Linked DNA regions of Homo sapiens: region 1 is linked to region 2. Evidence: chromatin loops called from intact Hi-C (ENCODE). Cell type or tissue: endothelial cell of umbilical vein. All regions are shown on one strand. Each heading gives the region's core, and the rest is flanking DNA. Links, peaks and the distances in the headings are about the cores only.

Evidence for each region. A loop is a pair of places that touch in the nucleus more often than their neighbours do. Peaks named below come from ENCODE experiments on the same cell type or tissue, not always from the same donor. Only the 100,000 strongest peaks of a DNase experiment are listed, where the experiment ranks them.
Region 1: it touches region 2 in a loop (4-fold over the local background); 5 of 110 quality-filtered maps call a loop at or near these places.

Annotation. Positions count from the first base shown.
Region 1 is chr10:99,896,861-99,912,879 of GRCh38, reverse strand. It overlaps DNMBP (dynamin binding protein), which reads left to right. Exons shown (of 17, transcript NM_015221.4): 5 at 3,734-3,927; 6 at 4,786-4,885; 7 at 12,814-12,961; 8 at 14,120-14,137; 9 at 14,595-14,794. Among named protein-coding and RNA genes, the nearest start is that of DNMBP-AS1, 22 kb to the left of the region's middle. RefSeq lists an enhancer at 5,749-6,948. In endothelial cell of umbilical vein, for the core only: a CTCF peak has its summit at 6,137; a DNase peak (open chromatin) is centred at 6,209; H3K27ac peaks cover 1,987 bases.
Region 2 is chr10:99,959,445-99,975,463 of GRCh38, reverse strand. It overlaps DNMBP (dynamin binding protein), which reads left to right. Exons shown (of 17, transcript NM_015221.4): 2 at 3,330-3,484; 3 at 6,227-6,349. The coding sequence starts at 3,340. Among named protein-coding and RNA genes, the nearest start is that of DNMBP-AS1, 40 kb to the right of the region's middle. In endothelial cell of umbilical vein, for the core only: no CTCF peak of the experiment used is centred there; DNase peaks (open chromatin) are centred at 8,943, 9,543, 10,453 and 11,493; H3K27ac peaks cover 6,745 bases.

The DNA of each region.
Region 1 (16,019 bases), core at 2,548-10,547, 60 kb after region 2:
TAATAAATGTTTGTGGCACCTGAAGGTCACCTGTGTCTTCAGAAATACCTTGGGTTGCCAGGAGCAGTGACACATGCCTATAGTCCCAGCTACTTGGGAGGCTGAGGTGGGAGGATCGCTTGAGAGCCCCAGGAGTTTGAAACTAGTCTGGGTAACAACCCCCTCCTTTAAAGAGAGAGGAAGAGAAAGAGGAGGGAAGGAAACACCTAGGGTTTTATTAAAATTGCGGATACCCCGGTCCCACCCAGGTTTGCTGAATCTGAATCCCAGGGATGGTGTCCAGGAAACTGCAATATAGTGAAAACATCCCACAGGGGTTTTTAATCACACCAAAGTGTTTGGGTTTTTAAAGGCTGCTCAAGAGTTTATAAACCCCATTTTCGGGGGGTGGGGGCACAGGGGAAGGCACGCTGGTAGTTTAAAAGAATTGTTATTGTTTTTCTCCATTTTAAAGAAATAAAAATCTAATACATAGGCTGGCTGGCTTCTGATTGATGAGTAAGTGCTTGCTGGTACTTTGTGTTTTCAACTACTATAATTAGTAGAATTTTGATTCTCAGGAGAGTACACAGTGGTTTCCAGGGAGTTTTTAAGATTTGAAGCAAATAAGCCCCTGACCTTTTCTCATTGAGATTCCAGGCCAGGGAAACCAAATGGTGCAGGATTAAGTGCACAGGATTTGGATTTAAATATATTTAGGTTCTAAATCCACAACTGCCATTTACTCACTATATAACCTCAGACAAGTTTGTCAGCCTCTCCAAGCCTGGATTTTCTTACCTATTAAATGGGAGTAATAATACCTACTTAAAAATTCTGATGTGAGTATTAAATGAGTTCAGGGATATAATCTGTAAAGTACCTGGCATGTGATAGGAATTCAGTAAATGTTCTCCCTCTCCAGAGCTTTTTAGTCTTGTATTTAAAATGAGTTTCTATTCTCAACTTGGCACTAATGAGACCATATTTGGGATTGAAAGTCTGTTGCTTTGAGATCACAAAGAAAATTTAAAACAAGCCTATTAGAAATAAATTTTATATGTAACACAATGAATTTAGAATCATAATCGAACACTGATGAAATCAGGGTTATGCTTCAAGTTTTGCCATTCATTCTACCAAAAAGTTCGAGAAAGAGCTTTTTCTGTTATGTCTTAAGTTTTATTTTGAATAATACCAAATATACAGAAAATTGCAATAGTACAATGAAAACTCCTGTATACATTTTATACAAATTCACCCATATTTAACATTTTGCTGTTTTTATCTCATTCTCTGTCAATCCCCACTCTCCACATGCAGTTTTTTTTTCTTTAATGAACTAAGAGTACATTGCATATATTGTGCCCCTTAGTAAGCTTCAGTGTGTATTTTGTATGAACATGGATTTTTTTTTGAGATGGAGTCTTGCTCTGTTCTCCCAGGCTGGAGTGCAGTGGTGCAATCTTGGCTCACTGCAACCTCTGCCTCAGCCTCCTGAATAGCTGGAATTACAGGCAAAATACAAATTTTTGTATTTTTAGTAGAGATGGGGTTTCACCATGTTGGTCAGGCTGGTCTCGAACTTCTGACCTCAGGTGATCTGTCCGCCTCAGCCTCAGACTCCCAAAGTGCGGGGATGACAGGCGTGAGCCACTGCACCTGGCCAGATTTTTTTTTTACTCAGGCTGGAGTGCAGTGGCATAATCTCAGCTTACTGCAACCTCTGCCACCCAGGCTCAAGCCATCCTCCCACCTCAGCCTCCTGAGTAGCTGGGACTATAGGTGTGTGCCAGTCCATGTGCTGCTAATTTTTGTATTTTTTGTAGAGGTGAGGTTTCACCATGTTGCCCAGGCTGGTCTTGAACTCCAAGCTCAAGTGATCTACCCACCTCGGCCTCCCAAAGTGCTGGGATTATAGGCATGAGCCACCACACTTGGCCTAAAATGGTGATTTGCTGACTCCATTATTTCTTCTCTTATTTATCAGCTGACATTCTACCATAACAAAGAGTTTTCTCTTCTCCCCCATTTATTTATGTACTTACATATTATCAATATGTACTTACAGGTTCTTATTCAGTGGAATAATCCATTGTGCTTTTTCATTTATACTCAAATTGTGCCAGATTGGCCAGTGGGAGCCCCTTCAAGCTGGCCTCTGTGCCCTTTGACCTATCCCCACCATGTTGTTGAGTACTTCTTCACTTTCTCCCACATTTCAGGCTCAGCTATACCTTCTCTGCCCCAGCCCTGGAATTAGCCATTTCTTCAAAGAACCCTGCCTCCTTTTAGTGGAGAATGGCATCTAGAAACCAGAATTTGGGTTGTATTCTAAAACACTGGAATTACTTTTTTGAGACAGGGTCTTTCTCTGTCACCCAGTCTGGAGTGCAATAATGGCACTATCTCGTGTCGCTGCAACCTCTGCCTCCTGGGTTCAAGTGATTCTCATGACTCAGCCTCCCAAGTACCTGGGATCACAGGTGTGTGCCACTATGCTTAGCATTTTTGTATTTTTAGTAGAGATGGAAGCTTGCCATGTTGGCCAGGCTGGTCTCGAACTCCTGACCTCAAGTGATCTGCCAGCCTTGGCCTCCCAAAGTGCTGGGATCATGGGCGTGAGCCACTGCACCCGTCCCAGAATTCCTAACTTCTGAGAGAAAGCAGTGTGGAAAGTGTTTTGGAGAATAAAATCTGCTGTGAAGGCCGACTTTCCTTAAGTAGTTTGAACACTTGTGTTTTTGCTTCTTAAACCTGGGTTAAAATAGTCCTGTAATTGTACTCAGACTTACTAGTATATTTACATACCAAATTTGTAGTTGTTTAATTGGATCATAAAGAATTTGATAGACTAAGCAGAGGCTGATTGTTTCACTGCTGTTCTTTTCCTTTGCTTATTACCATGTTTAATGCTCATTTCAGATGAACAAACGCTGTTCCATGTTTATAGATAACTCTCTCATCCTGTGTATCTAAGTAATAGTCAGATAATTGTAAAAGCTAATGACAGGATACATATTTGTTTTTTAGAATAATGCAGTTTAGTTCTTAGAGATTCTTATACTTGAAAATACCATTGATAAGCTTCATGTTTATAGTAAGTTTGTATCTACTAGGACATTTGAGTAACAAAACCTGCTTGTGAGTTTTGGTTAAGGTTTTCATAGGGAAAATCTAAACAATTTTTTTTACCTATTTCATTATATGCTAGTGTTGACCTACCATTACAGTGACTGGAAAATGATAGGTCCTATAATTATCCAGATCTCAGATGGATAATTTCTTATTTTTTATTTTACCCTTAGTTGGCATTGTTCTGTGTTCCCCATAATATTCTGTTTAATGTGCTACATCTGTATTTTGAACTTCCAGCTTGTTATTTCTGGTGCTTTGATCATGGACCATGTTTTATATCTGATTAAGTGAAAGCAAGTCTTATAAGGTCAGACCCCTCTAACCTCTTTTGCAAGGAGCTTGTAGACATGCTTTGTTCACTCAAAGTGGGCTAGCTACTTCTTTTCAGGACACATTCTCAAAATGGTATTGCACAGGTTGGAGTTCTCTCTGCAGTGATGGCTTTCTAAGCGCTTCAGCTGTCCCTGTTTACAACTGACATGTGCGATCTGATTTCCTGAGGGTTGACAATAGTGAGACCTTTGGTTCTCAGGAAATGGGTTCTGTTTGCCTCAAACTGTGGAAGGGTGCTGCTTTTACACCCAGAGCTGCTAACCAGTTCTCTTTTCCCTTCTAGAAATGACGCTCCTCTCCTCCCAGTCTTCATCACTGGTGGCCCCTTCTGGGTCTGTGTCTGCCGAAAATCCAGAGCAGAGGATGCTGGAGAAGAGAGCCAAGGTCATAGAAGAACTTCTTCAGACAGAAAGAGACTACATTCGGGATCTGGAAATGTGTATTGAGCGGATCATGGTACCCATGCAGCAGGCACAGGTGGGAACTGGGAGACAGAGTTAGTTTGACCTTGAATATGGTCCTCCAGGCCAGAAGCATTAGGATATAGGAGCTTTCGCCACAGATTTATTGGATTTGAAATAGAAACTGTGACTGTGAGTGCTGCTGCTCTTAATCAAGGGCCTCAACATACGTGTGTCATCAGCTAAGCCTTCAGCATCCTTTCACTTGTCAAGTCTACTGTTAACCTACCAGACACTGCAGTCACTCCTAGGACACTTCCTGTTTCTGTGGCTCCTGAAAGCAGTTCCAGGGAGTCTGAATCGTGGCCCTGCTAGAAGGCTGAGTGATGATGTAACAAAACCTGGGGGTGAGCAGTTACATGACTCTAGTACCTGTTCATATAGAGTTTATCCAGGAAACCCTTACTAACATGTGAGTAGGCTAGGGACTTTTCTAGATGCTGGAGGTAGTAAGAAAAGGGTAACAATGTCCTGGGGTTTATAGTCCTTGTTGCTTGTAACTTGACCAGCTGGGCTGGGCTTGGGTTTACACCCTTGGAGCATTCACTCCCAAGTACTTCTGCAGCAGGTAGGCAGTGCTACGGGATGTTGGTTGCGGGTGGGAATTTGTATCCCAGTGCATTTGTAGGCCAAATTGGTTCCATTATCACTTTACTAAAGTGCTGGTTGGGGTGGCAGAGAATAGTTGGATCAAGGACAAAGGATGACACTAAAGATAATGTTGGATATTTCTAGTCTGGAAACTTCATGAAAGTGAGTGAAGAAAGTGACCTTGAGCAATTTTTCTACAATTCTTGAAGAGCTGTTCCTAAGATGATTGAAATGCCATTAAGCTCATTTCCGTGCATTTTTATGTTTTGTTTCCTTTTCTCAGGTACCAAACATTGATTTTGAGGGACTTTTTGGAAATATGCAGATGGTGATTAAGGTCTCGAAGCAATTATTGGCTGCTCTGGAAATCAGCGATGCTGTAGGTATGAGCTCCTGTGTTGTTTCAGAAGCAGCTTTTTAAAAAAACTTCATGGGCAGGAGTAAGTGGCCTTCCTGATACTGAGTAACTATGCCTCCGGGAAGATACAGGTGTAGGTACTTAGTCCAGAGGTTACTTGTCCTCTGCTTTCCTTCTGTCTCAGCCTACTTTGGGGTAATAATAGGATGTTAGCAATAGAAGTAGTTTTGGATGTCATACAGTACAATGTTTTTCCACACTCATGGTTGCAGCCCATTACTGGGTCATGAGATCAACTTATTTTTCAAGAAAATACCAGAATGCGGCCAGGCACAGTGGCTCACACCTGTAATCCCAGCACTTTGGGAGGCCATGGCAAGAGGATCACCTGAGGTCAGGAGTTTGAGATCAGCCTGGCCAACATGGTGAAACCCTGTCTGTACTAAAAATAGAGCTGGGCGTGGTCATGGGCTCCTGTAATCCCAGCTACTTGGGAGACCAAGGTTGGAGGATTGCTTGAGTCTAGGAGGTTGAGGCTGCAGTGAGCTGAAATCGCGCCACGAGCCACTACACCACTGCCTGGGGTACAGAGCAAGACTTGGTCTCAAGAAAAAAAAAAACAAAAGAAAATATCAGAATGCACTGTAAGTTTAACTACCAATTTTTGAAACTTATCTGTTGTTTTTTTTTTGACACAGGATTTTTACACTGTCGCCCAGGTTGGAGTGCAGTGGTGCGAATTCAGCTCACTGCAGCCTCAACCTCCCAGCCTCAAGTCATCCTCCCTACCTTGGTCTCCCACATAGCTGGGAATACAGGCATGTGCCACCACGCCCAGCTAATTTTTGTAATTTTTTTTTTGTAGAGATGGAGTTTTGCCATGTTGCCCAGGCTGTGCCCAGGCTGGTTTCAAACTCCTGGGCTTAAGCGATCTACCCACCTCGGCCTCCCACATTGCTGGGATTACAGGTGTGAGCCACCACATCTGGCTGAAACTTTTATTTTCATTTCAAATATATGTGTACTGAGTCATAATTTAAAATACATTTATGTGGGACATTGTCAAAATGTTTTTAAAACATTCATCTAGTTCTTATAAACAAGGGAACTTATTGGTTATCCATTGCTATTTAACAATTTCACTGAAACTTAGCAGCTGAAAACATTAAACATGTATTACCTCGCTGCTTCTGTAGGTCAGGAGTCTGGAGGTGGCTCCGCTGGGTGGTTCTGGCCCAGGGTCTCATGAGGTTGGAGTCAGTTGTTGGCCTGGACTGCCATCATCTGGGGCTCAGGGATCTACTTCCAAGAAAGCTCACTCAGTTCTTCAGGCGTCAGTTTCTTGCCACGTGAGCCTCTCCCTGGGCTTTCCTCACGACGTGGCATGAGTCATGAGTCACCTAGAGTGACCTGTGAGAGAGAGCGAGAGACAGAATGAGAGAGAGCACGCAAGAGCAAGCACGCCTGAGACAGGAGCCACAGAGTCTTCTATAACCTGATCTTGAACATGACACAGCATCACTTCTGTCATGTTCTGTGGGTCCTACAGACCAGCCCTGGCACAGTGTGGGAGGGGACATCCTATCATTTTGCTGCTTTATTAGAATCCTAATTACAAGAGGCTACCCCAGTTCCAGCCATGACACCATATACAACAACATCCAGCAGAAGGAGTGACCCCTGTGTCGTTTTAAGAGTTTGCAAACCTTTTCCAGAGCTCCCTGATCAGATACCTTATTTCTCGTTGGCCAGAAGTGGGTGACATGCATGCAGCTAAGCTGATGGCTAGAAAGGGGAATGGGTCATGACACTGGCTTACACTAGATGGAATTTACCTGACTCACCTGGGAGAAAAACGGACACAGGAAAAAAATCAGGGTTCTGCCCCCTGAAGGGAGGAGGAAACAGCTCTGGGATGTTGTAGCATGGTTAATGTTTCCTGAGTGTTTCTCTCACCACATACCCTCACAAGATAGGTCCAGCTGGATCTCAGTTGTTCTCTACAATAGACAGCCCTCTGAGGTTTAGGTACTGTTGTTTCTTCTTTTTTTAGACAGGGTCTCACATTGTTATCCAGACTGGACTGCAGTGGCACAATGACAGCTCACCCACAGCCTCGATTACCCAGGTCAAGCAATCTTCTCACCTCAGCTCCCTGAGCAGCTGGAACTATAGGCATGCACCATCAGGCCCAGCTAGTTTTTAAATTTTTGTAGAGATGGAGTCTCACTATATTGCCCAGGCTAGTCTTGGATGCCTGGCCTCAAGCGATCTTCCCTCCTCAGACTCCCAAAATGCTGTGATTATAGGCACGAGCCGCCACACATGTTTTTGAGACAAGGTCTTGCTCTGCTGCCTAGGCTAGAATGCAGTGGTGTGATCATGGCTCACCTCAGCCTTGACCTCCCAGGCTCAAGTGATCCTCCCACCTCAGCCTCCCAACTAGCTTTTTTATTTTTAGTAGAGATGAGGTCTTGCTCTGTTGCCCAGGCTGGTCTTGAATTCCTGAGCTCAGTCCTCCCACACTGCAAGATTACAGGTGTGACCCACTCTGCAGCCAGTTTAGGTACTCTATCCTATTTTACAGTGAAGAAACCGACACTTAGAGGGAAGGTAATTTGCCCAGGTCACATGGCTAGTAATTGATGGGACTGGCATTCAAACTCAAGTCTTTCTGTCGTGCAGGCAAATGCCATTAGCCTCTATACAGAATACAACTGTGTCTTTTGCATTTTCTGGAACAGTTAGAAAAACTGGAACCTGAGGTTCTTGCCCTTAGTCTAACCAGAGAGGTCAGGGAAGTTGAGGAAGGAGATACACACATTGAGTTGGGCAGAAGGAAGTCACAGTGACCCAGTTTTAGTGTGATGGTGAAGCATAAACGACAGTGTATATGATTTTTTAAGGCACTTGAAATAAGTATCTCTGGGTCATTTATTTGTATTAAGAAAGAAATGAGATAAAGTTGGCTGCTATCTAAAAGAGCTTAATTTTAAATTAAGCAGTTACTCATTTTTCTTCCAGTTTATTACCTGTTGTCGTTCCTGGGGCTCTCAGGTGGTTGGAGTTAACCAGCTTCTGCAAGGCGCCTTCTCCCCTTAGGTCTGATTCAAATCAGAAATGAGAGTCTTAGCATCTGTGTCTATAGTGTACTATACCTTAGATTATGACAATAAACTGAGAAATGAAAGCAAATATCCATAGCCCCACCTCCATAAGATAGCACCTGCATTTATTTTTTCTTCTTCCCTTCGCTTCTTGTCCAAAGTCAAACAAGGAGTTGGGTAGCAGGCTTCGATGTGTTGAAGACACACAGAGGTGGCAGAGAGGCCTCAACACTGAAAGGCTGAGACCTAGGCGCAAGGACTAATTTTTAGAGGAGGGATGGTGGGTGGTGGGGCTTGAGGGAGCCAAGACTGAGAGTACCATGCCGGTGGCTCTAACGGAAGGCCAGGCGTGCGTTCAGTGGGGGATTCACAAAGAACAAATGAGGTCTGAAACATCCGATGAGGGAAGGCTCCGAGAAGACCATGAAGGGCAAGTTAAAGCCTTATGGAGCCACGGGCAAAGGGCAGGTGGCTGAGATAGAGAATGATCAAGCAGCACTGGGAGACTCTGGGTACATGGTCATAGGTGGAAAGTACTCGCTTTACCTGATTTTAAACACATCCCGCCGAGAGCTATGTTGTTCATAATGACCCAGGATGTGTGTTTCTGTGTATGTCTGTGCTTAGTTTTACCATGTCCAGTGTTTTCCTTTTTTTTTCGAGACAGTCTCACGCTATTTCCCAAGCTGGGGTGTAGCAGTGTGATCACAGCTCACTGCAGCCTCTACCTTCTGGGCTCAAGCGATCCTCCCACCTCAGCCTCCCTAGTAGCTGGGACTACAGATGCGTACCACCACACCCAGCTAATTTTTATGTCCGATGTTTTCTGATATTTTCTTTTCTATTTGATCAGCCGGGCGTGTTGGCTCACACCAGTAATCCCAACACTTTGGGAGGCCGAGGCAAGGTGGGCAGATCATGTGAGCCCAGGAGTTCTGGACCAGCCTGGGCAACATGGGAAAACCCCGTCTCTACAGAAAAAAAAAAAAAATCCATTCTATTTCATCAAAACAGTGCTGACTGTGACCCATTAAGTATATTTCGTGACCCAGAGTTTGAAAGAGATTATAGGTGTAGCTTTGCTAGTTTGTAATTGATATAGAACAGTGACTATCAGGGAAGTTGAAGAACGGCGAATTGAATGTAAATCATGTCTGGATGGTGAAGATTCTAAGAATGCAACTAGGGAAAGGGCTGCAAAAAGAAGGTGGCAGACTAATGTAGAATGGTGCAACCAGATGAAGACATGGGTGGCTTTAGGAATTCCAAAGTGGCCGTGAAGGCCAGGCACGGTGGCCCACGCCTGTAATCCTAGCACTTTGGGAGGCCAAGGTGGGTGGATTGCTGAGCTCGGGAGTTCGAGACCAGCCTGACCAACCAGGTGAAACACCATCCCTACAAAACATACAAAAATTAGCCAGGTATGGTGGGGCACACTTGTAGTTCCAGCTATTTGGGGGGCTGAGGGCAGAGAATTGCTTGAGCTCAGGAGGTCAAGGCTGCAGTGAGCTGGTTCATGACAGTGCACTCCAATCTGGGTGACAGAGCAAGGCCCCATCTCTTAAAAAAAAACAAAACAAAAAAAAAGTGGCCGTGAAGATGAAAAAGGAGCCAGCCCCACCCCCACTGTTGTGACTGGTAGGTTGCAGGAGTAGACAGAAGGGAAGCTTCTGGCCAGGTGCTGTGGCTCCTGCCTGTAATTTCAGTAGTTTGGGAGGCCAAGGCGGGAGGATTGCTTGAGGCCAGGAGTTCAAGCCCAGCCTGGGCAACATAGTGAGACCTCGTTTCTACAAAAAAAAAAAAAAAAAAAATTGCCCAGGTGTGGTAGCACATACCTGTAGTCCCAGGTTCTTGAGAGGCTGAGGCAGGAGGATTGGTTGAGCCCAGGTGTTGGAGGCTGCAGTTGGCAATGGTCACAACACTGCACTCCAGTCTAGGATGTGGAGTGAGACCTTGTCTCAAAACAATTTTTTTTTTTTTTTTTTAAAGACAGAATCTTGCTCTCTGCCCAGGCTGGAGTGCAGTGGCACGACCTCTGCTCACTACAACCTCTGCCTCCTGGGTTCAAACGATTCTCCTGCCTCAGTCTCCCGAGTAGCTGGGATTACAGGCGCCTGCCACCATGCCTGGCTAATTTTTGTATTTTTAGTAGAGACGGGGTTTTGCCATGTTGGCCAGGCTGGTCTCGAACTGCTGACCTCAGGGGATCCGCCCACCTTGGCCTCCCAAATTGCTGGGATTACAGGCTTGAGCCACTACGTCCAGCCAACAATTTTTTTTTTTTTTTTTTTTTAAAGGGAGGCAGCCGGGTGCGGTGTTTCACACCGGTAATCCCAGCACTTTGGGAGGCTGAGACGGGCGGATCACCTGAGATCAGGAGTTTGAGACCATCCTGGCCAACATGGTGTAACCCTGTCTCTACTAAAAATACAAAAATGAGCCAGGCGTGGTGGCGCATGCCTGTGATCCCAGCTACTCAGGAGACTGAGGCAGGAGAATCACTTGAACTCAGGAGGCAGAGGTTGCAGTGAGTTGAGATCATGCCACTGCACTCCAGCCTGGGTGACACAGCGAGACTCCATCTCAAAAAAAAAAAAAAAAAAAAAAAAGAAGGGAGGCTTCCAGTGAGAAAGGGCAGTGTGAGGTGATATGAAAAAAGTTAAGTTTCTCTTACAGAAAGGAGTTATACATTAAGGAAAATAATTTAAATAGAAACTTTTTAGGCCAGGCATGGTGACTCACGCCCGTTATCCCAGCACTTTGGAAGGGCCGAGGCAGGTGGATCACTTGAGCCCAAGAGTTTGTGACCAGCCTGACCAACGTGCCGAAACCCCGTCTACCAAAAAATGCAAAAATTAGCAGGTGTGGTGGTGTCCCAGCTACTCAGGAGGCTGAGGTCGGAGGATCACTTGAGCCCAGGAGGTGGCGGGTGCAGTGAGCCAAGATTGTGCCACTGCACTCCAGCCTGGGCAACGCAGGAGACCCTGTCTTAAAAAAAGGAAAAAAAAAAGTTCTGCACAAGAACAGGGACTTCCATGGGACACAACAGTGAGAGAACAGAGGTGAGTCCACAGAAGCAGCGATAGGCTCCCTGAGGGGAGGGGTCGTGCCTGGACAGCTGGTAGGGATGGTTGGTTGTAGGGAAGCAGTAAATAGTATCATATTGGAGGGAGGAGAACAAGGATGAGAGCTCTTTTTTGTGGAACATGGAGCTGAAGAAGGGAGCACCAAATACACTGAGAGGAGGAAAGAAGGGCAAGAGGAAGAGTCATCATAGTAAGCCAGGGACCCGCACGTTCAGGCCACAGCTCTGAAGGCAATTGTTCTGTAGAAGTTTGCTTAGGAACTGTTCCTATGCCTAACTGACTTTAGATGAGGGGTCTGGGGATAGGGAAAAAAATGACCTCTTTATTTTTTTTACTAGTTTTTAACTGAAATATAGCATTTATTTAAAGTATGAATGTAGGGAATAAGTCACATAGTAGTAGCTGTGACTTTGTCACCAACAGAAGTCACATGTTTCTGTCAGATTAGGTCGTTGCAAATGTCTTGAAATTTCAGTAACCCTCAACCAGAGGCAGCCAATGTTACCAGTGTGTGTCACTCCTCAAGCTGTGACAGTATGGGGATTGTTAGACTCAGTGCTACATTTGGTTATTTAATACCTTATAAAGAAGTACATATGGCTGGGGCTCACACCTGTAATCCCAGCACTTTGGGAGGCCCAGGCAGGTGGATTGCTTGAGCCCAGGAGTTTGAGACCAGCCTGGCCAACATGGCAAAACCCTGTCTCTACTAAAATTACAAAAATTAACCAGGTGTGGCAGCGCACATCTGTAGTCCCAGCTGCTCAGGAGGCAGAGGTGGGAGGATCACTTGAGCCTGGGAGGTGGAGGTTGCAGTGAGCCAAGATCGTACCACTGCAGTGGAGCCTGGGCAACAGTGAGACCCTGCCTCAAAAAAACTAAAGTAGTATATAGGTTACTATATCATAAGTTGGGGATTTATCATTATAGGTATTTTAATGTAATATACTTTATCCAGTCTTATTTATGCACAAAAATGTTAGAAACTGCTGCTGTAGAAGAACTCCGTCTCTACTAAAAATACAAAAATTAGCTGGGTATGGTGGTGTGTACCTGTAATCCCAGCTACTTGGGAGGTTGAGGCAGAGGACTCACTTGAACCAGGGAGGCGGATGTTGCAGTGAGCCGAGATGTGCCACTGCACTCCAGCCTGGGCGACAAGAGACTCCGTCTCAGGAAAAAAAAATAAGAAACTGAGGGGGTCCTCCTTATGGGGTTCTCATTACATCCCTACATGGAGAACGCTCTCAGATGTCTGACTTGGCTCGACTGCAAAGGGACTGGAGGCTCTGTTTCAGAGGCCAGTCACATTGTGTGTGTGTGTGTTTGTTCTAAAACAAATACATGAGCCTGGGCAACATGGCGAAACCCCCTCTCTACCAAAAATACAAAAAATTAGCTGGGCATGGTGGCATGCACACGTGGTCCCAGCTACTAGGGACCGACCTGAGTCTGGGAGGTCGAGTCTGCAGTGGGCTGAGATTGTGCCACTGCACTCCAGCCTGGGTGACAGAGACCCTGTCTCAAAAAAAAATGAATACATACATATACGGATGACATGGCTTTCTAAATTTTCCTTTAAATGATTACAACTTTAAGCTGTTAGATGGAAGTTTCTTACTATTTGATGGATAGTCTTAGTATCATTTCTTGTAATAGGTAGGATTTAGCTGGTACTAAAGTTTGGCTGTGTACCTTACATTTAGTATACTGAGAAGAAAGTTTACTAAAAACACTGTATGTTTGTGTGTATTCCAAAGGACCTGTGTTTCTTGGTCACCGGGATGAGCTTGAGGGAACATACAAGATTTACTGCCAGAATCATGATGAGGCCATTGCGCTGCTTGAAATCTACGAGAAGGATGAGAAGATCCAGAAGCATCTTCAGGACTCCTTGGCAGATCTGAAGTAGGAGTTTTGACCACTTAACTTCCATTACAGCTCTTTAGTTCTCTAAGTTATACCTGTGTATATGCCTGGACTTGATGATGACATCTTATTTTAAACATAAGATATCCATGATATATATCATTTAAGTGGTTTCCTGATTGTATTTTTGTCCATGTGAATAAGTTTTATCTGTATAGAGTATTAGGTTAGCGTTATCAGGTTAAAAAGCAGCCAGGAGAGGATGGTTTGGTCCAAATAAGAGCATAGGTGAGAAGACTAAATACAGGGTTTTTTTTTTTGAGACGGAGTCTCACTCTCACCCAGGCCAGAGTGCAGTGGTGTAATCTCAGCTTATTGCCCAGGTCAGCATGCAGTGGCACAATCTTAGCTCACTGCAACCTCTGCCTCCCGGGTTCAAGCGATTCTCCCGCCTTAGGCTCCCAAGTAGCTGGAATTACAGGCACACACCACCATACCTGGCTAATTTTTGTATTTTTAGTGGAGATGGGGTTTCACCGTGTTGGCCACCTTGGTCTCAAACTCCTGACCTCAAGTGATCCGCCTGCCTCGGCCTCCCAAAGTGCTGGGATTATAGGTGTGAGCCACCATGCCCAGCTAAGGTATTCTAGACATCAGGTGAGATTGTCCTGGTCTTAGGGAAGCAAGGTATAAAGATATATGGATAAGTAGATCAAAGAGAAGTTAGGGGCTAACTTTTTTATTTTTTATTATTTTTTTATTTTTTGGAGAGACAGAGTCTCACTCTGTCGTCCAGGCTGGAATGCAGTGGTGCTCTCAGCTCACTGCAACCTCCACCTCCCGGGTTCAAGCGATCCCCTGCCTCAGCCCCCCAGTAGCTGGGATTACAGGCACGTGCCACCATGCCTAGCTAATTTTTATGTTTTTAGTATAGACGGGGTTTCACCAGGTTGGCCAGGCAGGTCTTGAACTCCTGACCTCAGGTGATCCACCCGCCTCGGCCTCCCAAAGTGCTGGGATTACAGGCGTGAGCCACCATGCCTGGCCGGGGCTAACATTTTTTAGTAGACTAAATATGTTACCATAAACATTCATAATTTTTTGTCCCACATGATTTATGTTCTGAGAAAAATGTGAAACTCAAGATTCTCTCTCTAATAAACTGTCTCTTTTCTTTTCATGCCCACTGCCTTGCAGGAGCCTATACAACGAATGGTAAGTTCCATTGCTGCTTGATGTATGCGCTCATTTCTTCTGTGGATTTTTCCTAACTAACTCTTAAGCAACTGTATTTTCTTCCTTTATAGACAAACCTAGAAGTAGACTCACCTTGCTGGGTTTTCTTTCGTAGCACTTATCCCCAAGGGAACACTTTACTTATCTGTTTATTGCCTATCTTCTCCTACCAGGACAGGGACTTTTGGGGTTACTATTAAATCCCCAGCACCTAGAACAGTACCTGGTGTTTATTAGATGAATACATGTTGAATGACTGAAATTGGAAAGTAGGGTAAAAGAATAGAGAGCAATATTTAGGAACAAATCCTGCCCATAGGTGTACATTATTATTATGTTAAAAAAAAGTTTTTTTTAAGGTGGGGTCTCACGATGTTCCCAGGCTGGGCGCTATATTATTGATAGCTTACTAAAGTCTTTTTTCCTTCTCTTACAGGGGATGCACAAATTATATTAACCTGGGCTCCTTCCTCATCAAACCAGTACAGAGAGTAATGCGTTACCCGCTGTTGCTAATGGAGTTGCTGAATTCCACCCCAGAATCCCACCCAGATAAAGTGCCTTTAACCAATGCAGTCCTTGCGGTCAAGGAAATCAACGTTAACATTAATGAATATAAACGGCGAAAGGACCTGGGTAAGAACAGCATAATTGCTGAAAAGGAGGTATGCCCTTTGAGAATGCTTTTCTTCTCAAAACAATTCATTACTTCGCTAGAGTTGGACAAGGCAGGTGGTAGGTATAATAGGGCTGTGATGAAGAAATGGTAGAATTTGGGGGAAATATGATATTTTATTATTATTTTTTTTGAGACAGAGTCTTGCTCTGTCCCCCAGGCTGGAGTGCAGTGGTGCTATCTCAGCTCACTGCAACCTCCACCTCCCATGTTCAAGCAATTCTCCCACTTCAGCCTCCCAAGTAGTTGGAATTACAGGCATGTGGCACCATGCCCAGCTAATTTTTGTATTTTTAGTAGAGACAGGGTTTCACCATGTTGGCCAAGCTGGTCTGGAACTCTCAGCCTCCCAAAGTGCTGTGATTATAGGCGTGAGCCACTGCACCCGGCCCAAAATGTGGTATTTATTAAAGGCAGAAGTAACGATAAAAAGCGGAAGTATGGTATATTGGAAATAAGGCATCTGTAATAAAATATATAGCAATAAGAGCCTTTCTCAAGAGATATGAAGACAGTGGAGACTAGGTGATGGGAAGTTTTATTCGAGCACGGGCAGTTTCCTCCTCACCTCATTTATGGAGCTCCTCTGGAGTCCATGCATAGACTTTTTTCTAAGTGTCTAATTGGATGTCTTACTACCTCTACTAAAGCTAGGACTTCTTGTCTTTTAGAAAACCCCAATCTGCTCACCTTTCTTGTCCTGTCTTCACTGCCCATGCCCAGTGACCTCTCTGGGTTGAGTCCCTCACCTCCCCTCCTAAAACAGTCAGTTGCCCACCCACCCACTCCTTCTTCATAACACTGAATGCACTCATCAGGTCTCTTGAGGCCCTAACTTGAGCATTCAGTGAGTATATATAGCACAGTGACTGTGCTGAGCTCATTTATTATTCATATCAAGATATAATACAGTGTAACCTTTTTGTCTTTCCATTCTTCTCCACACTTTAAAGTTATCTAAAATCATTTCTCTGCCTTCTACTTCAACTGTGTCACCCGCATTAGGATGGGATGTTGACTGTGGCTTCTAAAGCTCTCTGGTCATCCAGCCCTTTCCCTTGGTTCAAATCTCCTAATGCGATGTAGTCTCCAACTTCTACAACCAGGTATACCTTTTTGCTGCCTCCCAGTCTTCCCCTTGCCACCCTTCTACTTTTATCTCTACACTTTTCTGTAGGTTGTGCC
Region 2 (16,019 bases), core at 5,231-13,230:
TAACATCTTCTAGGTACTCCATATTAATATACTAAATGATTTATTATATGCCTAATATGTTTATCCACATCAGTGTTTTCTTGGATATAATTTTTTTTTTTTTTGAGACATAGTTTTGCTCTTGTTGCCCAGGCTGGAGTGCAATGGTGCGATTTTGGCTCACTGCAACTCCGCCTCCTGGGTTGAAGTGATTCTCCTGCCTCAGCCTCCTGAGTAGCTGGGATTACAGGCATGCACCACCACGCCTGGCTAATTTTGTAATTTTAATAGAGACGGGGTTTCTCCATGTTGGTCAGGCTGGTCTCGAGCTCCCTGACCTCAGGTGATCCACCCGCCTCAGCCTCCCAAAGTGCTGGGATTACAGGCATGAGCCACCGTGCCTGGCTGGATTATAAATTAACAGAGGTCAGGTATGGTGGCTTCTCCCTGTAACCCCCTGGCACTTTGGGAGGCCAAGGTGGGTGGCCCAGGAGTTTGAGACCAGCCTGGGCAACATAGTAAAACCCTGTCTCTACAAAAAGGTACAAAAAAAATTAGCTGGGCATGGTTATGCATACCTGTAGCCATATGTACCCAGGAGGCTGAGGTGGGAAGATTGCTTGAGCCCTGGATATCGAGGCTACGGTGAGCCACTGCTCTCCAGCCTGGGCCTCAGAATAGGACCCTGTCTCATAAATAAATAAAATTAACAGAGCTACCACTACCTTTTCTTTTTTTGTAATTAGGCACTTCATGCTTTTTGATGTGATGATGGTTGTATGTGAGATGGAAGGTAGAGTCCTCATTCATCTCTACCAAGACCAAATAAGTACTTGAGATGGTTGAAAATAGACTTGTACTTGGGAGGCTGAGGCAGGAGGATCACTTGAGCCCAGGAGTTCAAGGCTGCAGTGAGCTATTTTTGCACTCCAGCCTGGGCAACAGAGCAAGACCCCATCTCTAAAAAGAAAAGAAAAGAAAAACAGATTTCAGGCCTGGATACTCTGGTGATCTTCAGCTGCTCCTTTAAGAGACCTAGGGAGAAATGTAGCTGTCATCAAGGCTGATTGTCTACAGAGGGATGGATGTCCACTACTTATGTCCTCTCTTTCTGCTGCTTCAATACATACGTAGGTTCCCCAGCCACATGCATCAAGGTAATGGACACATCGTCTTATTACAGCACAGACACCGTAACAGTACAAGGATACTCCCCGGGGTTGGGCCACTGACTTCTGTGAACCAAAAACATATACTTGATCTGGCATAGGATGCTAAATCTTGTCTGGAGGTGCCATCTACATAGTCCTTTCTTCCTTTCTTACAGATTTTTACTTTTCTAACTTTTTTTTTTATAAAATAGAGGTGAAGTCGTGCTGTGTTGCCCACGTTGGTCTTGAACTCCTGACTGCAATTGATCCTCTAGCCTTAGTCTCCCGAAGTGCTAGGATTATAGGCATGAGCCATTCAATAGATTTTCCCTTTCCTTTTCCTTTTTCCTTTTCTGAGTCTCACTCCGTCACCCAGGCTGGAATGCAATGAATGGCATGATCTCGGCTCACTGCAACCTCGGCCTCCCAGGTTCAAGTGATTCTCCTGCCTCAGCCTCCCAAGTAGCTGGGATTACAGGCACCCGCCACTGTGCCTGACTGATTTTTGTGTTTTTAGTAGAGACGGGGTTTCACCATGTTGCCCAGGCTGGCCTCAAAACTCCTCACCTCAGGTGATCTGCCCGCCTTGGCCTCGCAAAGTGCTGGGATTACAGGTGCGAGCCACCGCGCCAGTCCCCAACAGGTTTTCCATCTAGGCCTTTGAGGCATAGTTCTGCTGCTGTTCTTCAGGTTGTGGTACATTTGTTTGCAGATAGTCTCAGTAGGTAGGAACCAGAATGCCCTCAGTTTGAGTTCTGGCCCTGCTGCTGTGAGCACTGTGATCTTGGACAAATAATGTTTTCTAACTATACTGAGCCTTAGTATCCTAATCTTTAAGATCTATAGGGAATAAAATGCCATATTTAAAATCTCTACTTTTTAAAGTATTGTATTTTAAAATTACCATGTTGTCTGGTGTTTTAAAAATGTTAATTTCATTACTGCCCTCTTCAGGCATTCTGAAAAGCCTACATTTGCTGACACTTGAATCTTTTCTATCACTGAGAGGTCTAGGGTTTTTGTTTTGTTTTGTTTTGTTTTGTTCCTGAATTCCTTTGCGGTCCAAATGAAAAATATATGAAGAAATTATTATTTTTAAATTAGACCAGGTGCGGTGGCTCATGCCTGGAATCCCAACACTTTGGGAGGCCAAAGCAGGAGGATCACTGAAGCCAGGAGTTCAACACTAGCCTGGGTAACGAAGTGAGATCTCATCTCTACAAATAAATAAATAAATAAATAAATAAATAAATGCCGCAGGCAGTGGCTCACGCCTGTAATCCCAGCACTTTGGGAGGCTGAGGTGGGCAGATCACTTGAGGCCAGGAGTTTGAGATGAGCCTGGCCAATGTGGCAAAACCCTGTCTCTACTAAAAATACAAAAATTAGTTGGGCATGGTGGTGCATGCCTGTAGTCCTACCTACTTGGGAGGCTGAGCCTTGAGAATCACTTGGGAGGCTGAGCCAGGAGGCAGAGGTGGCAGTGAGCCAAGATTGTGCCACTGCACTCCAGTGTGGAACACACAGCGAGATTTCATCTCAAAAAATAAAAATAAAAAGTCAGGCACAGTGGTGTGCGCCTGTAGTTCCAGCTACTCAGAAAGCTGAGGTAGGAGGATCACTTGAGCCCAGGAGCTGGAGGCTGCAGTGAGCTATGATCACACCACTGCACTCCAGCCTGGGTGATAAAGCGAGACCTGTTTCCCCCGGCCCCCAAAAAGGGAAAAAGAAATGAGAAATAACTTTGATATTTTAAAATATGAGGCCAGGTACAGTGGAGCATGCCTGTAATCCCAGCACTTTGGGAGGCCAGGGTAGGCAGATTGCTTCAGCCCAGGAGTTTGAGACCAGCCTGGGCAACATGGTGAAACCCTGCCTCTAGTAAAAATACAAAAAATTAGCTGGACATGGTGGCACATGCCTGTAGCCCAAGTTTCTTGGGAGACTGAGCTGGGAGAATCACCTGAGCCCAGGAAGTCGAGGCTACAGTGAGCCATGATTGCTCCACTGCACTCCAGCCTGGGCGATGGGAGTGAGACCCTGTCTCAAAAATAAAATAGGAAGTACTAACTTATTTGCTTAGCTTTGGCTTCATTTTAAGTATATTTGTATCTTAAGCTTTATCATTCCAAGAAATAGATCTATATTGCAGTGTCTTAAATATTGATGTTTTCTATTTCTCTTGATCTATCTTTCCAGGTTATAAAACATGGAGGCTGGCTCAGTGGTTCGAGCCATTTTTGACTTCTGCCCTAGCGTATCAGAAGAACTGCCGCTCTTTGTGGGAGATATTATTGAGGTGCTGGCAGTGGTGGATGAATTTTGGCTTCTAGGAAAGAAGGAGGATGTTACAGGTAAGTAAGAGACTCATAGTGGACCACAGGCCCTGACTTCTTTCCATATTAAAAATAAAGGCTGGCACTGCACTCCAGCCTGGGCAACAGAGTGAGACCCTGTCTTAAAAAAAAAAAAAGAAAGAAAGAAAGAAAGAAAGAAAATTATTCCTAGCTGGGCACAGTGGCTCATGCCTATAATCCCAGCACTTTGGGAGGCTGAGGTGGGTGGATCCCCTGAAGTCAGGAGTTCAAGACCAGCCTGGCCAACATGGTGAGATGGTGAGACCCTGTCTCTACTAAAAATACAAAATTTGCTGGGTGTGGTGGCGCGTGCCTGTAATCCCAGCTACTCAGGAGGCAAGGCTGGAGAATTGCTTGAACCCAGGAGGTGAAGATTGCAGTGAGTTGAGATTGTGCCATTGCATTCCAGCCTGGGCGACAAGAGTGAAACTCTGTCTCTAAATAAGTAAATAAATAATAAAAATAAAAATAAAGGCTGGGCATGGTGGGTCATGCTTATAATCCCAGCACTTTGGGAGGCTGAGATGGGAGGATTGCTTGAGGCCAAGAGTTCATGACCAGCCTGGTCAACATAGCAAGACACCATCTCAATAAATAAATAAGAAAGGATGGGAGGTAGGGAGGGAGGAAGAGAAAGAAAAGAAAGAAAGGAAGGAAGGAAGGAAAGAAAAGAAAGCTAGCTAAATGGGAAGCCCAAGTCAATAAATTTCAGAATCCTTTTGTGTTTACCTACTGTATTCATATGTGGTCTCTACCAGTTAGGGGAAGATTTCTGTTACCATTCCATCTCTGTGTTGATTCCTTCAAGAGGTTGCACCACTAGACACCAGCTGCCCCAGCCCAGGTTTCTATCCAAGTCTTTGTCTTTCACCCGCTTTCCCTTCCCAGGTCTTTATCCTTTGTGTTCAGTGCTATTATTCCTCTTCTCAAAACATGTTATTCCTTTCTTCATAACCCTGTTGTTTACTACTGCTTTCCTTTTTTTTTTTTTTTTTTTTTTTTTTTGAGACGGAGTCTTGCTCTGTTGCCCAGGCTGGAGTGCAGTGGCATGATCTCGGCTCACTGCAAGCTCTACCTCCCAGGTTCATGCCATTCTCCTGCCTCAGCCTCCGGAGTAGCTGGGACTACAGGCACATGCCACCACGCCTGGCTAATTTTTTGTATTTTTAGTAGAGACGGGGTTTCACCATGTTAGCCAGGATGGTCTCAATCTCCTGACGTCATGATCCGCCTGCCTCGGCCTCCCAAAGTGCTGGGATTACAGGTGTGAGCCACCGCACCCGGCACTACTGCTTTTCATAACCAGCTTTATGATTTGTGGAACACAAGGTGCTCTCCACCTTGTTTCCTCTGGCTGTCTTCTTTGAACATTTTCTACCCTTTCTTTCATTCTTCACTTGATCTTAGGCAAAAGGCTGAGAAGTGATCTTTCTTTCATTTTCTTCAAAGGAGCATGATTCATCCTGTTCACTCCTTCTTGGATCCATGGCTGGCCCAAATTTATTAAAGTTATCCCTTACCCTACATGGTACCTACCACCCACATTCCACGCACCTGGTTAGCTTTCTTCAATTCTGTAAGATATATGTTCACATCGATTTCTTTCATTAATAAGCCTAGGGAAGGGTGGAAGCTTTTCCCACACCACATGCATCTGTGTTAATCCAATCCTTAACTTGCATGTACTCATATTTATGTAAGTCTGGGTTGGAGTCCTTCGAGCACACTCTGTTGACACTTAACCCACATTTGGGAGATAAATTATTTCCCAGTAGAAATGGTATCTCAGCTGAGACAAAAATGATGAGAAGGAGTTAGCAAGGAAAGATGGTAGGCAGAGAGGATTGCTTGTTGAAGGTCCCTGGAATGTGAGAACACAGGGGACCTAGAGAAGTTTAGTAGGGCATGAGGTGTGAGTGGTTGAGGGAGAAAGGTGGGCTGGAGAGATGAGCAAAAGCTGGATCATGGGAGACAGAGTATGCCATGGTAAGGAGTGAAGAAAATGGGAAACCCTGAAAGTGCTTTGAACATGATCAGATTTGAATTTTAGAAAACTCACTGCTGCAGACTTAAGAATGATAGAAAGGGACAAAACTGAAGGCAGGGAAGCATTTGGAAGGTCGCTGCAGTAATCCAGGTGAGGGATGGTGATGGCATGGACCAAGGTGGTGGGTCTGGAGATAAATATACCCAGAGACAGAAGGTAGAATCAATCAGACTTTCTGATACTTTCCAACTGGCAGGCCCTGTCTTTCTCCCACCACCTATTAAAACCTTGTCCACCGTCAGATTCAAATGCTATTGTTTTCATAAAGTTTTTTATGTTCTTCCTGACCTATTACCTACCTTTTCTGAACTTCCGTAACAATTTGTGTACTTACGTTATGATACCAGATTTCAGGATTGAATTATTATTTATGTCTGAATTCGACTTTTTGTCTGAACTAGGTTTTTAGATCTTTGAAAACCAAAACTGTCTTATGTTTTCCTCTGCAGCGTGCTTTGCCTATAGCAGCCCCCAGTAAATGCGTACCAAATTGAATTGCATTCTGTCTGTCCTGCATGCATCTAGTTTTGTGCACTATACTTCTTCTCCAACAGATTCTCCAATTATGAGTATTCCCTGAGTTTTCAAGTTACGGTCTATACATGGACTCAGAAGAAAAGTTTTTGTCCTTGTACACAGACGGGAAAAGAAATCTCAGTATTAAAATTTAATATGTTTGCTTTTATTTTCAGGACAATTCCCCAGCAGTTTTGTGGAAATTGTGACCATTCCCAGTCTAAAAGAGGGAGAGAGGCTGTTTGTGTGCATTTGTGAATTCACATCCCAAGAGTTGGATAATCTTCCCCTCCATCGAGGTAAGCTGCTCATCAAATAGTAGACTATTTGAAATTAGATTTTTGGAGTCTGCCCGTTTCGACAACCAGATCCTTTTTGAATTTGTGAAGTGGCTTAACCTCTAGAGAGTCCTCGGCAATACCAAATAGCGTGGACGTAATGATGCCTTATAGTTTAGTACCATTTTAAAATTTCCAAGGTATTTTCTCACAAATATATTCTCATTTGATCCTCAGCACAGACCTGGGAGGTAGGAAAGTGGGGATTATTAACTGTATTTTATAAATAATGAGAGCAAAATTCAAAGACTGTTGGCCGAAGGTGGGAAGTCTTGGCCTCAGAATATGAACTGATCATATTCTAAGTCCAGTGTTATCTTTCCAATGCCCCCATGCTATAGCCACACTTCAGGCTCATGCTCTCTCTCTCTTTTTTTTTTTTTTTTTGAGACAGTAGTCTCACTCTGTTGCCCAGGCTGGAGTTCAGTGGTGCGATCTCAGCTCACTGCAACCTCTGCCTCCCAGGCTCAAGCAGTCCTCCCACCTCAGCTTCATGAGTAGCTGGGACCGCAGGCACGTGCTACCACGCTGGGCTAATTTTTAGTATTTTTGGTAGAGATGGGGTTTTGCCATATTGCCCAGGCTGGTCTCGAACTCCTAGGCTCAAACAATCTGCCTGCCTCGGCCTCCCAAAGTGCTGGGATTACAGGCATGAGTCACTGCGCCTGACCAACTTCAGGCTTTATTTCTCTTTTTTTCTTTTAAAAACTGATACGGGGCGTGGGCGGAGGGAGAAAAAAATAACTGGGTACGGCTTTGCTAACAATATTACCATTTATTAATGTATAATAGTAGAGCAGGAATTTTGATGTGGAAATTAAGAGATAGGTGCAAAACATCCGCATTTTACTACTGTCTTATCAGAGCCAGTTTAAAAGGAAGTGATTTAAAACAGATAGTCATACTTAGCCAGGCATGGTGGTATGCACCTATAGTCCTAACAACTCAGGAGGCTGCAGCAAGAGGATCGCTTGAGTTGGAAGCGTCAGTGAGCTATGATCACATCACTGCACTCCAGCCTGGGTGACAGAGCGAGACCCTGTCTCAAATAAATAATACATAAATATATAAATATAAATTAAAACAGGTAGTCATAGCTATCTCTCAGTGATTTTCCAAGTATTTCTCCCTTCTTGCACTCTGATTAGATGAACAAACTATAAACCATTTCAACAAGTATCCTTAAGTCCATTCTGCATAAACAGAGAAACCAGTAGTGTCTAAAAGACAGAAGCTTCTGATCAATCCAATTTTGTGATGACTCAGTCATCAAAACAGTAGAACTTATTAGGTGTGTTATTAATATCATTACTTGCTCTTTGGCATATGGCACAAAAGGGACAGGCTTCATTTCTTAAATCATGTACACACATACCCACACACACACACACACACACACACACACACCCAGAAAAACCTATCAAACTTCTCTAACCCTTAGTGATAAGAATGGAATAATGGATTTTGACCTTAATCCTCAAAATCTATTTTGAGAATTTCTTTATTTTTAGATTTTGTTTTATTTTGTTTATTTATTTATTTGTTTGTTTTTTGAGACGGAGTCTCATTCTGTCGAGGCTGGAGTGCAGTGGCATGATCTCGGCTCACTGCAACCTCCGCCTCCCAGGTTCAAGCGATTCTCCTTCCTCAGCCTCCTGAGTAGCTGGGACTACAGGCACCTGCCACCACACCCAGCTAATTTTTGTATTTTTAGTAGAGATGGGGTTTCACCATCTTGGTCAGGCTGGTCTTGAACTCCTGATCTTGTGATCTGCCCACCTTGGCCTCCCAAAGTGCTGCGATTATTTATTTTTTATTATACAAATTTTATTTTATTTTTTAAGACACAGGGTCTCACGTTGTTGCCCAGGCTGGTCTGAAACTCCTAGCCTCAAGTGATGCTACCACCTCAGTCTCCCGAGTAGCTGGGATTACAGACCTTACTTAACTTTAAGAAGTATCATTAGGATTGATAAGAGGCTGGGTATAGTGGCTCATGCCTGTAATCCTAGCATTTTGGGAGGCCAAAGGCAAGAGTATCCCTTGAGCCCAAGAGTTTGAGATCAGCCTGGGCAACATGGCAGGACGCTGTCTCTACAAAAAAAAAAAAAAAAATTAAATTAGCCAGGCATGGTGGTGCATACCAGTGGTATATGCCTGTGGTCCCAGCTACTCAGGAAACTGAGGCAGGAGCCTGAGCCCAGGAGGTTGAGGCTGCAGTGAGCTGTGTTTACGCCACTACACTCCAGCTTGGGCAACAGAACAAGACCTTGTTTCAAAAAAAAAACAAAACGTATTAACGAGAGAAAACGCCACCACGCTCTGTTGTTTTGAGAGTTTCTTACACTTCACTTTATACTCAGTCTCTACTTCAGCTCTATGCTTTCTTGTTAATCAGTGTTGGGAAGGTAGACAGAAATAGATTAAGAGATTATAGCAGGGACCTTATCTGTCCTTACTCATAGCTCTCCCAGTGGAGTCTGTAGTCCATATCTGATGGAATGGAGAAAGGACAAGAGTACAGTGGCTTCCGCTGAGCTGTTCAGAGGATGTGGGTAGCATGAACTTTTCTTAGGAAGCATGCCATCCGAGAGATTCTCAGAAAGAATCTGGCATCGTGAGTCACCTGTCTGAAGACTGACTCAAGGTCAGGCCAGGACCTGGAATCTAGATTTTATCTTGACTACCTTTTAACCAGTTAAGCCTAATAAGCTTAAAGATGTAAGTGGAATCCAAAGGAAGAGGATGTGGGCAGGGGGATACACTGGGAAAGAGAGACTAGAATGAGATGTACTAATTATCCATGGTTTTATCTTGTTCTCCTCTCTGTGATAATCTACTGCCAGTAAACACACTGACCAGTCAGCTTTCCTTCTATGCCTTTCACGTTTTTTTTTTAGCTCTGTCTTTTAATTTGGAAACACAAGGCTTGGAGGATGGAGAAGTTAGTTATACCTATGCAATTTGCCTTTTTCTGGGAAACTTAGCTTGTGCACAAATGATTTTAATTTCTCTTTTTGTATACGTGACAAGTCACATCAACAGGTATTTACTGGTGGGAAACAAAATCACTAAAAAATGAAAGTATTGTTTTATGCCAGATATGCAAGTTTATCAGACTTGCATCTAGGTTTCCTGTTTTTTAAGTCTAGTGCTTGGGATGGCGCTTCAACTTCCTAGACTGAAAATCACTTTTTCCATTAGATCAGTGTGTCTGTAAATGAAATGTTGATGATGGAATAGGTCAGGAGGGGATTTGGAAACCTTAAGAGTATGTGGGGCCAGGCATGGTAGCTCAAGCCTGTAATCCCAGCACTTTGGGAGGCCTAGGCGGGTGGATCACCTGAGGTAAGGAGTTCGAGACCAGCCTGGCCAACATGGTGAAACCCCATCTTTACTAAAAATACAAAATTAGCTGGGCATGATGGTGCATACCTGTAATTGCAGCTACTTGGGAGGCTGAGGCAGGAGAATTGCTTGAACCCGGGAGGTGGAGGTTGCAGAGAGCCAAGATTGCGCCACTGCAGTCCAGCCTGGGCAACAAGAGCGAAACTCCATCTCAAAAAAAAAAAAAAAAAAGTATGTGAGATAATGTTTGAGATCTGTTGTGTTTTACCACGTGCCTTTTTAGTTCACTGTTACTTACTTACCTTTAAGAAGTATCATTAGGATTAATAAGAGAAAAAATATATGTGTAATTTATAGATGTCTATATGTATTTAGAGCAGGCAGTATAGCTTAGGGGATAAGAATTCTGACAGGCCTAAGTTTAAATCCAAGTCCACCACTTAATAGCTGTGACCTTGGACTAGTTACTTAAGTCTCTCAGCCTCAGTTTTCTTATCTACAAAATGAGGATAATAATATAATACCTACCTCAGGGTGATTGTGAGGATTAGATGAGGTTGTACATGGAAAGCATGTGGTAGTAGGTAAGCGCTCAGTAAATGCTAGCTATTCTTATTAGTCTTAACCTGGGCGCCTGGGCTTCATTGATGTGCTTTGGGTATCTTGTTTCTGGGATAAGTCTGTGAAGTTTTGTGTGTCTGTTCTCAGAGAGATTCTATGTGAAATCAGAACCACTGATCTTTGTTCCAGCAGATGTCACCCTTCTTCCTTTTCCTGAAGCTATGTAATTGTTTTGGACTATTCCTACTGTTTTGAGTTAAAATATATATATATATATATATTTTTTTTTTTTCCTTGGGCTGGAGTCTCACACTGTCGCCCAGGCGGGAGTGCAGTGGCGCAATTTCTGCTCACTGCCACTTCCGCCTCGTTGGTTCAAGTGATATTCATGCCTTAGCCTCCCGAATAGCTGGGATTACAGGTGTGTGCCACCACACCCAACTAATTTTTGTATTTTTAGTAGAGACAGGGTTTCACCATTTTGGCCAAGCTGGTCTCGAACTCCTGACTTCAAGCAATCCGCCTGCCTCGACCTGCCAAAGTGCTGGGATTACAGGCATGAGCCACCACGCCTGGCCTCGAGTTATATTTAAACTGAGAAACAAGTCTGTCTCTTAGAAGAAGAATCAAAACAGGTGGCCAGTGCCCCTGACTATCCTAAAAAAAAAACAAAAACAGGAGAAAAGAAAGGTGGGGGGTGGAGGGGAGTAAAGAACAAAGCCAAAATAAGAGATTAGTGCAAGGAGGCTGGGCGCAGTGGCTCACGCCTGTAATCCCAGCACTTTGGGAGGCTGAGGCGGGTGGATCACGAGGTCAGGAGTTTGAGATCAACCTGGCCAAGATGGTGAAACCCCATCACTACCAGCATGGTGGCAGGCACCTGTAATCCCAGCTCCTCGGGAGGCTGAGGCAGGAGAAATTGCTCGAACCCGGAAAGCAGAGGTTGCAGCGAGCCGAGATCGCACCACTGCACTGCAGCCTGGGCGACAGAGCAAGTCTCTGTCTCCAAAAAAAAAAAAAAAAAAAAAAAAGAGAGAGAATAGGACAAGGAAAAGACAGAGAGGAGAGAAACAAGTTAGTGCATATTATGACAAGTGATAAAATATCACTAATAATTGCCTCACGTAAGACAGAATCCTCATCCCTTGCCTATAACCTGCCCCCTCAAACAACAGGCCAATAAAAAATAAATTGACCAGTGGTATTCATCAGTCAAAGCACATGTGTTATAAATTTGTGATGCCATGAATGTGAACTCTCAGGAAAGAAGTTCTGACATGGCTCGTATGGAAACCTGAATAAAATACTCTACGTGGTCAGGCTGCATAAAGCACATAGTTCCCCTGGCATTTAGAGACAGCCCAAAAGGAGTCCGTGAGGAACCCAGGACTGCAGTCAGACTGCTCATATCCGATTCTAAGAAGACCTGCACTCCTTTTTACCATTTTATTCCTAATGCATTTCCTGTTCAAATAAAAAATCCAACCAGAGGAAACAAGCAGTGTGGCTGGGATTAATTGTGCATGAGTCAAAGGCTCAGGCTGACCCTAAGGGTCACCACACTTCCTATTTTTCTGTTCTCAAAATCTGGTCTTGCTCGTGCAGGAGTTCCTCATATTGGCATTTCAGAAGTCTGGGAATGACCACTAGTTATTCTGGAGATACCAATCTAATGGAAAAAGTGATCCGTTCCTAAGGAATCACCTAGGACCCCAGGGGAATAGCTTGTATGACTCTTTCTGATGAAAAACAGAGACTTACGGTTCAGTAACAGGGCTATAAAACAGGGGCATTGAGGCAGAATATGGTGACCCACACCTTTAATCTCAGCAGTTTAGGAGGCCTAGGTGGGAGGATCACTTGAGCCCAGGAGTTTGAGGCCAGCTTGGGCAACAAATGAGACCCCATCTCCACAATAACAAAAAAAAAAATTAGCTGGGCACAGTGGCACACACCTGTAGTCCCAGCTACTCAGGAGGCTGAGGCAGGAGGATTGCTTGAGCCTGGGAGGTCAAGGCTACAATGAGCAGTGATTGAGCCACTGCCCTCCAGCCTGGGTAACAGACTGAGACCCTGTCTCAAAAAATAATAATAATCAAATGAATTTTAAAATAAAAAGGGTATTGAACTAAATAATCTCTAAAGTACTTTCCAGGTTCTAAATTGTGTATGTTTTTCAAGATTCACCTTTACTGTGTAGAAATAACCAATAAAATAGCAGTCCATCAGGTAATAAAGCTTATCAAAACAGTTATCCTGTTGAAAATAGATAGGAAAACAAGCCTTATTATATGGGTTCAGGGGGATCTGACAAAACAAGGAAAATAGCATAATTCTACAGCTTTAAGAAAGCCAGTTGATTTCAAAGCCAGCAGAGTGGGAGTTATGGCACGCTTTTATTCTTCCCCTTCACCAAGAGGCCCATTGTGTCTGAACAGCAGTCAGTCACCAGTGCATTCCCTCTGTGTTCTCGATGGATGGCCTTAGGGCCAGAGGGGGAAAAATTACTTGTGGTTTTTTGTTTGTTTTTTTTTTTGAGACGGAGTCTCGCTCTATCGCCCAGGCTGGAGTGCAGTGGCACAATCTCGGCTCACTGCAAGCTCCGCCTCCCAGGTTCACACCGTTCTCCTGCCTCAGCCTCCCTGGTAGCTGGGACTACAGGCGCCCGCCACCACACCCGGCTAACGTTTTGTAATTTTAGTAGAGACAGGGTTTCACCGTGTTAGCCAGGATGGTCTCAATCTCCTGACCTCGTGATCCCCCTGCCTCGGCGTCCCAAAGTGCTGGGATTACAGGCGTGAGCCACTGCGCCCAGCCTTGTGATTTTTTAGGACCCCAACTTCTGACCAAGGGATAGGGAATCATAAGTTAAAGGAATGTAGAAATACAGGACCAAGACCCTATTTTTGGGGAACACTGAAACCAAATAATATCAAATTTGTGAAAATATTTTGGGCAACTCTCTCTAAGTGTAAAATCTTATGTTAGGTGCTGTATAGTATATAAAAATACAAGTGTCAGAATTCATGATATAGACAATAATTTCTTTTCTAGGCTATAGACAGCCAAGATGAATGTGAGCTTCTAAGGTTTTTTAGAGAAGCAAGCCTAGGTTTCAGATGGAGAGACAGTGTAACTGGAGTAAGGCTTTGGGGTTAATAATGATGCGGCTTCATAACAATAAAAACCTCCTTGTGTGGAATAGGGTCTCATATCATAGGTGAGATAATATTGGATAGTTGGAGAAGGGGAAAGTTGTGACTGGATAATCATGAATGTAAGTTTGCTTTGGGGTGAAAGCATAAGTCTTTTGGTAGCTCAGTAAACCTCTACAGAGAGTGTCCAGAGCAAATTTATTTTTTATATATTTTGGGTAATAAGAATAGGATTACTGAGGAAGAAGCCATTAGCAGTAGGCTCCTTGTGCTTCATGGTAAAAGTTTGGCCCGGGGAGGGAGATGGTAAAACTGGTGCATTTGTAATCTTGATTTGTCATGAATCAATTGGTAGACTTGAAGAAATAATGCGTGGGGACAAGATTTCAAAGGGTGAGATGGTGGGAATTGGACCAGGGTCGTAGCATAGAGCAATTAGTAGAAGGAAGAGGCCGGGCACAGTGGCTCATACCTGAAATCCCAGCACTGTGGGAGACTCAGGCGGGTGGATCACTTGAGTCCAGGAGTTCGAGACCAGCCTGGGCAACATAGTGAGACCCTGTCAAAATAAAAATTAGGTATGGTGGCGCATGCCTGTAGTCTCAGCTACTTAGGAGGCTGAGGTGGGACAATCAGTTGAGCCCGGGTGGTCAAGGCTGCAGTAAGCCATGATTGCACCACTGCACTCAGCCTTGGTGATAGGGTGAGACCCTGTCTCCACAAAAAAAAAAAAAAAAAAAAAAAGAAAAAGGGAAGAAATATTTTGAAAGAAGGAATTAGAAGAAAAAAGGAAATGAGCAGCAGAAGTCAGTTTGGAAAGCAGAATGTAATGAATTTATTTGGGAGTTGGAGTTGAAGAATAATCATCATTAGCAAATGAACATCAAGTGCTTGCCATGCAAAAGGCATCATACCAGACTCTTGAGATACCAAAGAGAAGGTGGTACCTACCATTAAGGAACTGTAACCTACTTGGGAATATAAGACAGACTTAGTTTTTTTTTTTCTTATTTATTTATTTTATTTTATTTTTTAGAGACAGGGCCTCTCTTTGTCACCCAGGCTGGAGTGCAGTGGTCCGATCATAGTTCACTGTAGCCTTGAACTGTTGGGCTCAAGCAGTCTTCCACCTCAGCCTCACGAGTAGCTGAGACTACAGGCAATAGCCACCTTGCCTGAGTAGACTTAAATTTTTTGTTGTTGTTGAGATGGAGTTTTGCTCTCGTCACACAGGCTGGAGTGCAATGGTGCAGCCTCAGCTCACTGCAACCTCTGCCTCCCAGGTTCAAGCCATTTTTCTGCCTCAGCCTCTCGAGTAGCTGGGGTTATAGGCGTGCACCCCCCCACCTGGCTAATTTTGTATTTTTAGTAGACACAGGGTTTCACCATGTTGGCCAGGCTAGTCTTGAACTCCTGACCTGAGGTGATCCTGCGCACCTCGGCCTCCCGAAGTGCTGGGATTACAGGCGTGAGCCACCGCACCTGGCCTAATTTTTTTTTAAATCAAGAGCATGTAAAAATCAAGAGCATAAAAGATAACCCAGTTTTCCAATGTGCTTGACTATAAAATGACTCATAGGATTTTGCCAGGTGCTTTGCTACCCAGATCTTATTTTACCTAGGCCAGGTGCATTCCTTGAGCACCTCTGACTTGGGTACTGAGTGAGAAAGAAATTTTAACTATAAAAGTATAGGTAAGATTAACTTTAATCTTAACTGTAAGATTAAAATAGATAATCTACAAGTGAATAGCTTATAATCAGATAATCAAGAGTTTGTTATAAAACAGTTGATAAAATTAGAGTAATTTTTTCAAAATTAAATCATAAATCATATAGAACTGAATTTTAATTTCATTTTTCCAGAAACATATACTGTGCTCTTATCCTTTCTTTACCTCAACTTCTTCTACAATAAGACAGATGCTAACTGTTCAGCTTACGTTTTGTGAGGATAACCTGAAAATTGGTTATTTTCAAAAACAAAAGTGGTGATTATTGGTACCTTCTTTTAAGATCTCATTATAATATATTTTCAGGATAGGGACAGTTCAAGAAGGCCTCTGGAGAACATGATTGAACATTCATTGTCCATACCCTTCATCTCCAACAAAGAACCCTTTACTAAAGATTTGTTTTTTTTTTGTTTTTTTTTTTTGAGACACGGTCTCACTCTGTTGCCCGGGCCGGAGTGCAGTGGTGCCATCATAGCTCACTGCAGGCTCAAATTCCTGGGCTGAAGCGATCCTCCTGCCTCAGGTTCCCAAGTAGCTGGGACTATAGCGCTCACCACCACACCGGCTAATTTTTTTTTAAATTTTAAATAGAGACGCGGTCTCACTATGTTGCCCAGGCTGATCTTGAACTCTTCTGCTCCAGCAATCCTTCTACCTCAGCCTCCCAAAGTGCTGGAATTACAGGTGTGAGCCACTGCACCTGGCCTCCCTGTATACTCTTAAAAGTTATTGAGACCCCAAAGAGCTTTTTTGTTTTTTTGGGTGGTTTTTTTGTTTTGTTTTTGTTTTTGAGACAGTGTCTTTCTCTGTCGCCCAGGCTGGAGTGCAAGTA